Regions from separate parts of the Homo sapiens genome. Here region 1 is linked to region 2. A link is an interaction called in ENCODE POLR2A ChIA-PET data of the cell type or tissue named here. Cell type or tissue: A673. All regions are shown on one strand. Each heading gives the region's core, and the rest is flanking DNA. Links, peaks and the distances in the headings are about the cores only.

The links. ChIA-PET counts read pairs that join two places held together with the same protein. Peaks named below come from ENCODE experiments on the same cell type or tissue, not always from the same donor. Only the 100,000 strongest peaks of a DNase experiment are listed, where the experiment ranks them.
Region 1: POLR2A ChIA-PET joins it to region 2 with 6 read pairs; 3 of 35 experiments call an interaction of 5 or more read pairs at or near these places.

The regions. Positions count from the first base shown.
Region 1 is chr2:72,616,689-72,622,058 of GRCh38, forward strand. All of the region lies in intron 6 of EXOC6B (exocyst complex component 6B), which reads right to left. Among named protein-coding and RNA genes, the nearest start is that of EXOC6B, 210 kb to the right of the region's middle. In A673, for the core only: no CTCF peak of the experiment used is centred there; no DNase peak of the experiment used is centred there.
Region 2 is chr2:72,521,928-72,527,297 of GRCh38, forward strand. All of the region lies in intron 8 of EXOC6B (exocyst complex component 6B), which reads right to left. Among named protein-coding and RNA genes, the nearest start is that of EXOC6B, 300 kb to the right of the region's middle. In A673, for the core only: a CTCF peak has its summit at 2,441; DNase peaks (open chromatin) are centred at 2,314 and 3,154; H3K27ac peaks cover 4,342 bases.

The DNA of each region.
Region 1 (5,370 bases), core at 188-5,187, 95 kb after region 2:
ATCCCCCACCGAGTCCCTCCCACAACACATGGGAATTATGGAGGCTACAAGATGAGATCTGGGTGGGGACACAGAGCCAAACCATATCATTCCAATCCAGCCCCTCCCAAATTTCATGTCTTCACATTTCAAAACCAATCATGCCTTCCCAACAGTCTCCCAAAGTCTTTACTCATTTCAGCATTAACTCAAAAGTCCACTGGCCAAAATCTCATCTGAGACAAGGCAAGTCCCTCCTGCCTATGAGCCCATAAAATCAAAAGCAAGTTAGTTACTTCCTAGATACAGTGGGGATACAGGCATTGGGTGAATACAGCCATTCCAAATGAGAGAAATTGGCCAAAACAAAGAGGCTACAGACTCCATGCAAACACAAAATCCAGTGGGGCAGTCAAATCTTAAAGCTCCAAAATGATCTCCTTTGACTCCATGTCTCGCATCCAGGTCACTCTAATGCCAGAAGTGGGCTCCCACGGCCTTGGGCAGCTCCACCTCTGTGGCTTTGCAGGGTATAGCCCCCCTCCTGGCTGCTTTCACAGGCTGGTGTTGAGTGTCTGTGGCTTTTCTAGGAGCATGGTGCAAGCTGTGGGTGGATCCACAATTCTGGGGTCTGGAGGATGGTGGCCCTTTTCTCACAGCTCCACTAGGTGGTGTCCCAGTAGGGACTCTGTGTGGGGGCTCTGACCCCACATTTCCCTTCCACACTGCCTTAGCAGAGGTTCTCCATGAGGGACCCACCCCTGCAGCAAACTTCTGCCTGGGCATCCAGGTATTTTCATACTTTCTCTGAAATCTAGGCAGAGGGTCCCCAAAGCTCAAATCTTTTTTCTTTTTTTTTTTTTTTTTTTTTTGAGGCAGGAGTCTTGCTCTGTCACCCAGGCTGGAGTGCAAAGGCGCGATCTCAGCTCACTGAAACCTCCACTGCCCAGGTTCAAGCAATTCTCCTGCCTCCACCTCCAGATTACAGGTGCCCACCACACCATGCCCTGCTAATTTTTGTATTTTTTGTAGAGATGGGGTTTCAGCAGGTTGGCCACAGTGGTCTCAAATTCCCAACCTCAAGTGATCAGCCTGCCTCAGCCGCCCAAAGTGCTAGGATTACAGGCTTGAGCCACCGCGCCCGGCCAAGACCCTGTAGAGTTCTAATCTTTGCTACAGACTCTCAACAGATGGTTCAACAAGTTTTACAGGAATAATACAAAAAAACAATTCATGAGAGACTATTTTTTTAGACCCTGTTTCACCCCATTCGGGAGGTCTATGATTGCCTCTTAGTTGTTCAGTAAGACATCTTAGTTGTTCAGTAAGTTCATCTTGACTAAAAGTGGGGACTGATAATGTTGAAATTTACCTGAGCCCTCCACTCCTAGAAAAGAGGAAAGATTAAGAAATCCCTTCGGCCAGGTCCAATGGCTCACACCTGTAATCCCAGCACTTTGGGAGATAGAGGGGGGTGGATCACCTGAGGTCAGGAGTTCAAGACCAGTCTGGCCAACATGGTGAAACCCTGTCTCTACTAAAAATACAAAAATTAGCTGGACTTGGTGGCAGATGCCTGTAATCTCAGCCACTTGGGAGGCTGAGACAGGAGAATCGTTTGAACCCAGGAGGCGGAGGTTGCAGTAAGCCGAAATCGCACCATTGCACTCCAGCCTGGGTGACGAGAGTGAAACTCCATCTCAAAAAAAAGAAAAGAAAAGAAAAGAAATCCCTTCATATTATTGTGTTCTGAGAAAAAGCTAACCACAAAGGACAATGACATCTTCACATATTCCAAAATAAGACCCACCTATACCCTTCTTCAATGACTCCTTTTTTCATATAGCACCCCAAGATTTCCCTTCTTGAGATATTCTTCATTAATGAACATTCTCCCTATTGTAATAGCCTGAATAAAATCATCTGTCTAATGTATTTGTCTTTCACAGCAATTCGTTAGTGCCTATTAAAGCATTCCTTATGAGCCTGCAATACCATGTCTATCAAGGAAATATTAACATGAATGGAAAAAAAGATGGATGTGGTACATGTTGCTGCTTGCTTAACCTACATCCATTCCTCTACACTCATCCCCTTCTTAACCTGAAATTCTCAATTAAGATTTCATCCTCTTCCATTCAACCAGGGTAATTCTGGAAACTAACCCTACTCTCAGCACCCTGCTAAGTACAAAGGTAATCCCAACTCCTTACCATACTCATTGGTTCTGAGACCCAAGTCTCAGCCAATTAGCAACTGAAATTCCCTTGATAACAGGAACTGATTTAGGAATTAGCATGTGACTTAATCTAGGCCAACCGAGTAAAATAGTGTTGCTAATGAACAACTGGAAGAGAAGCTTTGTTGCTCTTAAAGGAAAGCCAACAGAAAAGCTGTTGAACAACAGAAAAGCTCTTCTTGAGGTTGCAGCTACGAGACCTGGAAATGTTACAGCCATTCTCCTACCACATGGAAAGCCAGCCTAAGAACAAAGACAGAGAAATACACAGCCAGAGAGAGAGAGAGAGAGAGAGAGAGAGAGATTAAGTTGGACCCACTGGATCAAACCAACATAGATCACATCTTCCTGTATGAAACAATGACCCAATCATTTCCTTTTTTGATTAAAAGAGTCGAGTTGGGTTTTCTTATATTGTTTTACTGGCAAAAGCATTATACCTAATTACAAAAATAAAGATTGTTCATGGCAGCATTTCCCATGGATTGTCCATCCATTAAAAAAATGGAAAAAGAGAAAAAAATTTGAGACATTCATAGACAGGATAACATATGAGTAACTTATAATACAGTAGAAAATTAAGTGTATTTTAAAAAGAATGAGGAGGAGGGAGAACAGGATGGCAGATAAAAGGCAGCCAGGAAACACCACTACCAAGAAGACAGACCAAAGTATGGAATAAACCACCATAATTTGGGCAGATCTTTGAAGAGAAAACATCAAGAATAGTGAGAGAGTCAGCACCAAAGTCGAGATTGAAGAGGGGGAAATCTGGAAGCCCTGAATGATACCTGAATACCTCTAATGGCTCCTATGAAAAGGGTAAGTGAGGGAACTGAGGGACAGCTCACTCTCACAACAGACTTCTGGGATCCTAGCAACAGGAGACTCTGCATCCCTGATTGATGTGTGAGCTAGCAGGGGGATCTCCCCAGGGAGCAGGCAGAGACAGGCTTTCAGATGACACAGAGCCTGGGAGCTTCTGTGTGCTGGGCAGCTCTGGTGGAGAGTGGCCATAGATACCCATCCCCTAGGACTTCCCATATCCCTCTGGCAGGCACTGCCCCAACTGACCTCTGATGAAGAACAGAGAAAGGACGGCTTCCCCGCAGGACTGGGGTGCATCCATTCTGCAAGTCCTCCTGCTCACTAACCCAAGCCAGACTGAGGTGCATCTATTCCTCCCAGTCCTTCGAGGAAGCTGGCCTCACTATCTTCTGGGTCAGAGGTCAGTGCCTCCCAAAGGGATATGGGCAGCCTCTGCAGCCCAGGCTGAGTGTGTTGCTATGTCTAAGTAATTTCCCAGTGACCCAGGAGCCACAACAGATCCTCCAGCCCAGCTGGAACCCGACTTCAAGCCACAGGATGCAGTGGGGATGTTGTGGGTGGTGGGGGGCAGGGAAGAGCATCAGGAAGAATGGCTAATAGATGCTGGGCTTAATACCTAGGTGATGGGATGATCTATGCAGCAAACCACCATGCACACATTTACCTATGTAACAAACCTGCACATCCTGCACTTGTAACCCTGAACTTAAAATAAAAATAAAAGAAATTTAAATAAGAAATTTAAATAAAAGAAATTTAAATAATTTTAAATTTAAATTTTAAATTTAAATTTAAAAGACCTCAAACTATTAAAATGCTACAAGAAAACCTAGTTAATACCTTGCTCAATATCCGCCTTGGCAAAGAATTTTTGGCAAAGTCCACAAAAGCAATTACAACAAAAAATATAAATTGAAAACCGGAAGCAAGTTAAACTAAAGAGCTTCCATACAGCAAAAGAAACTATCAACAAAATAAACAGAAAACCTACAGAATGGAAGAAAATATTCATAAACTATGCATTTGACAAATGTCTAAAATCCAGAATCTATAAGGAACTCAAATCAACAAGCAAAAGACAAATAACCCGATTAAAAATGGGTGAAGGATATGAACAGACACTTCTCAAAAGAAGAAATATAAGCAACCAACAAAAATATGAAAAAAATGCTCATCATCACTGATCATCCGAGAAACGCAAATCAAAACCACAATGAGATACCATCTTATACCAGTCAGAATGGCTATTATTTAAAAGTCAAGAAGCAACAGATATGGCAAAGCTATGGAGAAAAGGGAACGCTTATACACTGTTGGTGGATATGTAAATTAGTTGAGCCACTGTGAAAAGCGGTTTGGGGTTCTCAAATAACTTAAAGTAGAGTTACCACTGGACACATCAATTCCATTACTGGGTATATGCCCAAAGAAAAATATTTTGATCACTATGCCAAAAGACACATGCACCCATTATGTTCATCCCAGCACTATTCACAATAGTAAAGACATGGAATCAATCTAAGTGCCCATCACTTGTGGACTGGATAAAGAAAATGTGGTATATATATATCATGGAATACTATGAAGCCATAAAAAAGAATGAAATTACTACCTTTACAGCAACATGGATGGAGCTGGAGGCCATAATCCTAAGCAAACTGATGCAGGAACAGAAAACCAAATACTGCATGTTCTAACTCATAAGTGGTAGCCAAACACTGAGCATATATGGACATAAACATGGGAAAAATAAACACTGTGGACTACTATGGGGGAAATTAGGGAGGGGGATGTGGGTTGAAAACCTACCTATTGGGTACTATGCTCACTACCTGGGTAAAATATACCTATGTAACAAATCTATACGTATCCCCTGTATCTAAAATAAAAGTTGAAATTTGAAAGGAAATATATATATTTTTTCCTTTTATAAAAAGGAGGACAGATGAGGTAGCTGGACAACCAAATGTTTACACTTCAAAATGAAACCAATTTAGAATTCTTTGTCTCACATGTACATTAATACAGATGAATCAGATACATATAGAATAATCAATAAAATCATGTATGATGATATTACTGAAATTTAACCCCATCTCATCAAAGGAAGAGCTTGGCATCCTGGAAAAGCATTGTCGGATATTTTAATGTGGACCAATAAACACTAGGAAAGACAACTTCTTCAGCATACTTCAAAAAAATGAGGTATTACTTGTCAATTAAAACTAAATTTTTAATTAAGATGTTTATACATTAACTTAAAAAGATGTCCATGCCACAATAAGTGAGGAAAGAAATAACTTTCATTTTTAAAAAAAGAAAGA
Region 2 (5,370 bases), core at 331-5,330:
CCTTGTGATCCACCTGCCTTGGCCTCCCAAAGTGCTGGGATTACAGGCATGAGCCACTGCACCCGGCCAGTTTAAAGTTTTTTATATTGAATCCATATATACCATCTGGAATTTAACCTAAATACTAAAGACTGTATTATTATAAAGAAATCTCCACAACAATTTTTTTTATCATTTAGTTAAAAAGAAATGATATAAGAAGGGCTAAATAACCACAGCACATATCCTATATTTCCTTAGTGGCCAAACAAGAGAAAAAATATTCTCCAAGCCCTGTTAAGCTCTTCTTCAATTCACTGGCTACTTGATTTACTAAATTCATATTTAATTTAAATATTTAATATTATATCACACCCTATGTACTACCTGGGGAAGGGCGCAAATGGTCAAATGCTCCAAAAGCCATTGCTGTTCCCGAAGTCTAATAATTAATCCTATCACTGGGTTTTATCAAAAAATAACACACTTCTCAGGCAACATTGGAAATAGTTTCTTTTTTTTTAACCTTTTGTTTATAGCTGTGTTTTCTACGTTGTTTATCTTTTTAAGTCATTTATTACAAAAGTAAAATATGTGACTTGTAGAAAAACTAGATAACACAAATTGGGCAAAAAGAAAAAATGAAAGCCATTCATGATCTCATAATGCTTACTTTTTGATGTACTCCCTATTCGATATATTTTCTCAGATCTCGTTTTGTTTTATACTGTTCTGTTTTCCCAACTCTATTTTAAGCAAGATGACATCTTTCTAGATCATACTTTCTTTCAGGCTTTGTTTGTGGTTTGCATTTAGCCCATTCACCAAGATCTAATATCCTTACAGACTTTCCCCTTTTCTAAATAGATAGCTATTTCACATGTAATGTACATATACACGCATATAAATAAGGTCATATTCTATATACTCTTTTCATTGAACTTTGCATACAAAAATCTGTTCTCCAGCATCATAATTTAGCATGATCCACTTTCACTCCACAACAGTGTTCCAACTCCTTTTCTTCCAACACATTGCTACAAACTGTCACCATACAAATGCTAGAACTAACATGGGCTCTGAATGAATGCTTAAAAATAAAAATAAAAACACAAGTGACAACTTTGAATTCTTCTCCATGTGTCCAGACACTTGTCTGGATAAAAACACAGGCCACTCAATATGGGCAAATGAATGAGGCTTGTTTTTGCATATAAAAGTAGTAAAATTTACTACTAATAAAACTCAAAGCTGAATTTTAGCTGCTGTAGGTTACAAATGTACACCAGTAATCAAATAAGTCAGAATCACATGATCCCATTCTTGGGAGAGAAAGAAACGGCCAGATGAAACACCTTTCCAAGGATTTCCTTTTCTTCATGAAATGTGACAATGTTCATCATATACACAGACATCCAGAACATTTCAAACCATTATTGAGCTCCATGCCTCTAAACATTAGTGGCATCTTACATCCTTATTTTTGCAGGGAAAAAAAATTTATACTGAGAAATACTACTTCATATGGGCAATATATCTACACAGCAGGCAGAAAGGGACAGACCTTATATTCTCTTCATTAAGATTTACGGCTGGGCGCGGTGGCTCACGCCTGTAATCCCAGCACTTTGGGAGGCCGAGGCGGGCAGATCACGAGGTCAGGAGATCGTAGCCATCCTGGCTAACACGGTGAAACCCCGTCTGTACTACAAATACAAAAAGAAATCAGCCGGGCGTGGTGGCAGGCGCCTGCAGTCCCAGCTACTCGGGAGGCTGAGGCAGGAGAATGGCGTGAACCCGGGAGGCGGAGCTTGCCATGAGCCGAGATCACGCCACTGCACTCCAGCCTGGGCGACAGAGCGAGACTCCATCTCAAAAAAAAAAAAAAAAAAAAAAAAAGATTTACTATGCCATTATTTGGCTAAACAGCTCCTTATCTACTGGCTATTTCCTGGTAGACATTGGTATGGGGTCTATTGGAGAGTGGGCTGAGTTCTTCACATCTGTCACAATAACAGAAAATTAACTCTTGGATTGAGAAGCAACTAAGGACAACCATACAAAGAACAAGGGAAGGGAAAGGAAGAAGGGAAGCACACACCATTATTCTTCCGCTTCTGCCTACAGGAAGCAATATTTCCACTAGGTCTTGGGGAAAGCCTGTAATTTCACCACCCTGACTGCAGCTGGAACTCCCTTTTAACTGTCACGGCATCCAAGTGAAGACAGGTTTATACAGAGTTTAAAAAAAAAAAAAAAAAAAAACTGAAAGGGCCATTTTAATTTGCTTCCATGTGAAAAGGGGAGTACTTTTCATACAGCCCCATAATGATGTTCAGCGGGATATTACACTTCACCATATGGCTAATTTGCACAGCAGGCTCAAAGCAGAATTTTCTTTCATTAGAACTGCCCTAAAGATTAGACTACAAAAATATGTGAAAAGAACAAACCCAAGATGCCCCCTATTGCTTAAATCTAGGAACACTGAATTCCCAGATGTAAAATCCAATTCACAGTGTTCCCATGACAAGGTCATTCAAGAGTCATGATGGTATGTGTCACAGCTCCATTTCTATGTATTAGGGCTTTGAAAAATGTCTAAACCACAAGTTTACCTATATAATAAACCTGCATGTGTACCCCAGACCTTAAAATAAAAGTTTAAAAAAACTTAACTGTATGTTTTAAAATAACTTAAAAAATGTAACTGGATTGTTTGCAACTCAATGAATAAATGCTTGAAAGGATGGATACCCCATTCTTCATAATGTGCTTATTTCACATGGCACACCTATACCAAAACATCTCATGTACCCCACAAATATATACACCTAGTATGTACCCACAAAAATTAAAAAGAAAAATGTCTAAACTTCAAGAGCCACAACATTGTCAAAACACCTCACAAAAAAACTGTATATGGAGAAAGGATACTTGCTTTGATAGATAATTTATCATTAAAAATATCATTACTTCCAAAGGCCCCAATTCTTGTTATCACTCAATTAGCCTACAGAACTAATCTACATAAACTAGTGACCCTTATTTGAAGAGAGTAGAGGCAGTCTGATGTTCTAACAGAGCCCTGTTTATTTTTAAGGTTCCCTTATAACCTGTTTGTCTTGGCATTTCCTCCTGCTGCTATATCCCAAGCATGAGCCATAGGAGAGCATCCCCTCCGGGGACCGACAGAGTCTGCAGAATTTTAAAAAAAGAAAAGAAAGAAATCTGATGTTTGATGATTATGGAGTAGTTGAGTCTGTGCTTTTGAAGAAAGTAAACATTATGATTAACAATCTTGGCCTTTGTAATTAGCTTCCCCTTTCCAAGACAGAGTGTTAATTTATTAAATATTTTAACAAAGAGTCTTTTATTATCAGATTCAGTTTGGCTGGCTCCTTTCATAGCATTACCAATTACAACCAATAAAGCTTTAATTGATGACTACTTTTTATAACCTTTGACCCAAGATGATAAACAGTTGTAACTTAGAAGCGAAAGGGTAAACCTCAAAGGGAATGGTTCTTAATCATACTTAGCAAACCAAACTGCTTAAAATTACAACTTACCTACCTGGCTAGAACAACAACAACAACAAAGGCAGACTTCCTCAATGATGAAGGTTAATTCATTAGAAAAAAAATTTGGATTTCACTTTTAAGATAAGTATCCCTTTTGTTAGGGAAACCCTAACCTGAATTATCTGCATATAACTGTGCACCTTAATTACCTAATTATTCAAAGAATATGATTTAATCAATTTGTAGACAAGAACATTTTTAATATAAAACAAATAAGGTGCAAGTTATTTTACTATTTAAAAAAATCATTAAGACTAAAATTACATCTCCCCACCACCCCCAAATCCCATCATTTTCTTCAGCGGTCCATAACATACCAGTTACAACTAAGGGTATGTGAGAACAGAAATAAACCAAATTATTTGCCCAGAAATAGGACACCAAAAATTCTTAACTGAGTGTCTGCATATGATGAGAAAGGAGAGTCATTGCTTTTATTACCATGAACAAAATGAGGCTTTTCTATATTTTCTCCAAAGAACTATTCCAAAAGTTGGTAGTTTTCTAAAGTTATTATTCATATACCCAATTTCACACTTGCCAATTTTTAAGTCTTTTCTGACCTAACTTACACTTGTCAATCTTCTAAACTGCTAAGGTAATTCACAGTTTGGAAGTTTAAAATTTTCCAGACAAATAACTTAATCTGTTTCACGTTGCCAAAAGGAATAGAGGCTCTGAACAATTTCTAAAGGGCCAATAGGAAAATGTGGCATTTAAAAATGTAAATTAAAATAATACCAACATGTTACAGATGAAGGCAGTGAGAGATTGTTAATAGTCCTCATAATGGAAAGTACTGGCTTAAACAGAAGGTACAGTATAAGATTTTATACAAAAAAAAAACTAGGCATATAGCTTCTAAGTGACTTCCCATGTACATAAGGAAGTCAATGCCAGGAAAAGCACAAAATCTGAGGCTCAAAGTACTTTATAAACTGAGAGCTATACATGTTATTTTTATGATATATAAATGTATGTAATGGATATTTTATTAAAGACACATGGCTTCTCCCAGCATCTCAAAATCACATTTGCTACACATACACACACAAAAATAGCCTTTTGTATAGTTAAGTGAGGGTTGGGGAAATCTCGTATAAATAATCTATTCCTTCACTCCCCTCATTAACAGAAACTGTACAGAAACTGACCAATTTAGAATCTAAGAATAAATAAATCTGTCATACTGAACTTCAGCTGTTCAGAAAATGAGACAGAATATGTAAAAACAGAGAAAGTGGATAAATATTAGATCTATATCTGGTAAATAATGTAAGAATACAGGTGAAGAGAAAAAAGCAAACTAAAAGCTGAATAAAATTTGCTTCATCAGCAATTTTTATTCAGATTTTTCATTATAATTAATTATAGATTCACATATAGTTATAGGAAATAACAGAGACAGACCCCATGTGCACTCTATCCAGTCCCCCAAATTTAAACATCTTAGGAAACTATATTGTGCACAATATTCACATCCAGGAAACTGATATTGATAAAATCAAGACGCACATTTCCAGACTACAAGGATCCTCAAGTTGTCTTTTTATAGCCATATCGACTGCTCTCCATCTCTACTTCCTAATTCACTGCTAAGAACCACTAACCTCTTCTCAATTTCTATATCATTTCCATATTCATTTCTATGTAACATATAATTTTGTCATTTTAAGAATGTTACAAAAATGAAATTAATGGGGTATCCATCCTTTCAAGCATTTATTCATTGAGTTGCAAAAAATCCAGTTACACTTTTTAAGTTATTTTAAAACATACAGTTAAGTTTTTAGGAGTACGGAAAGGA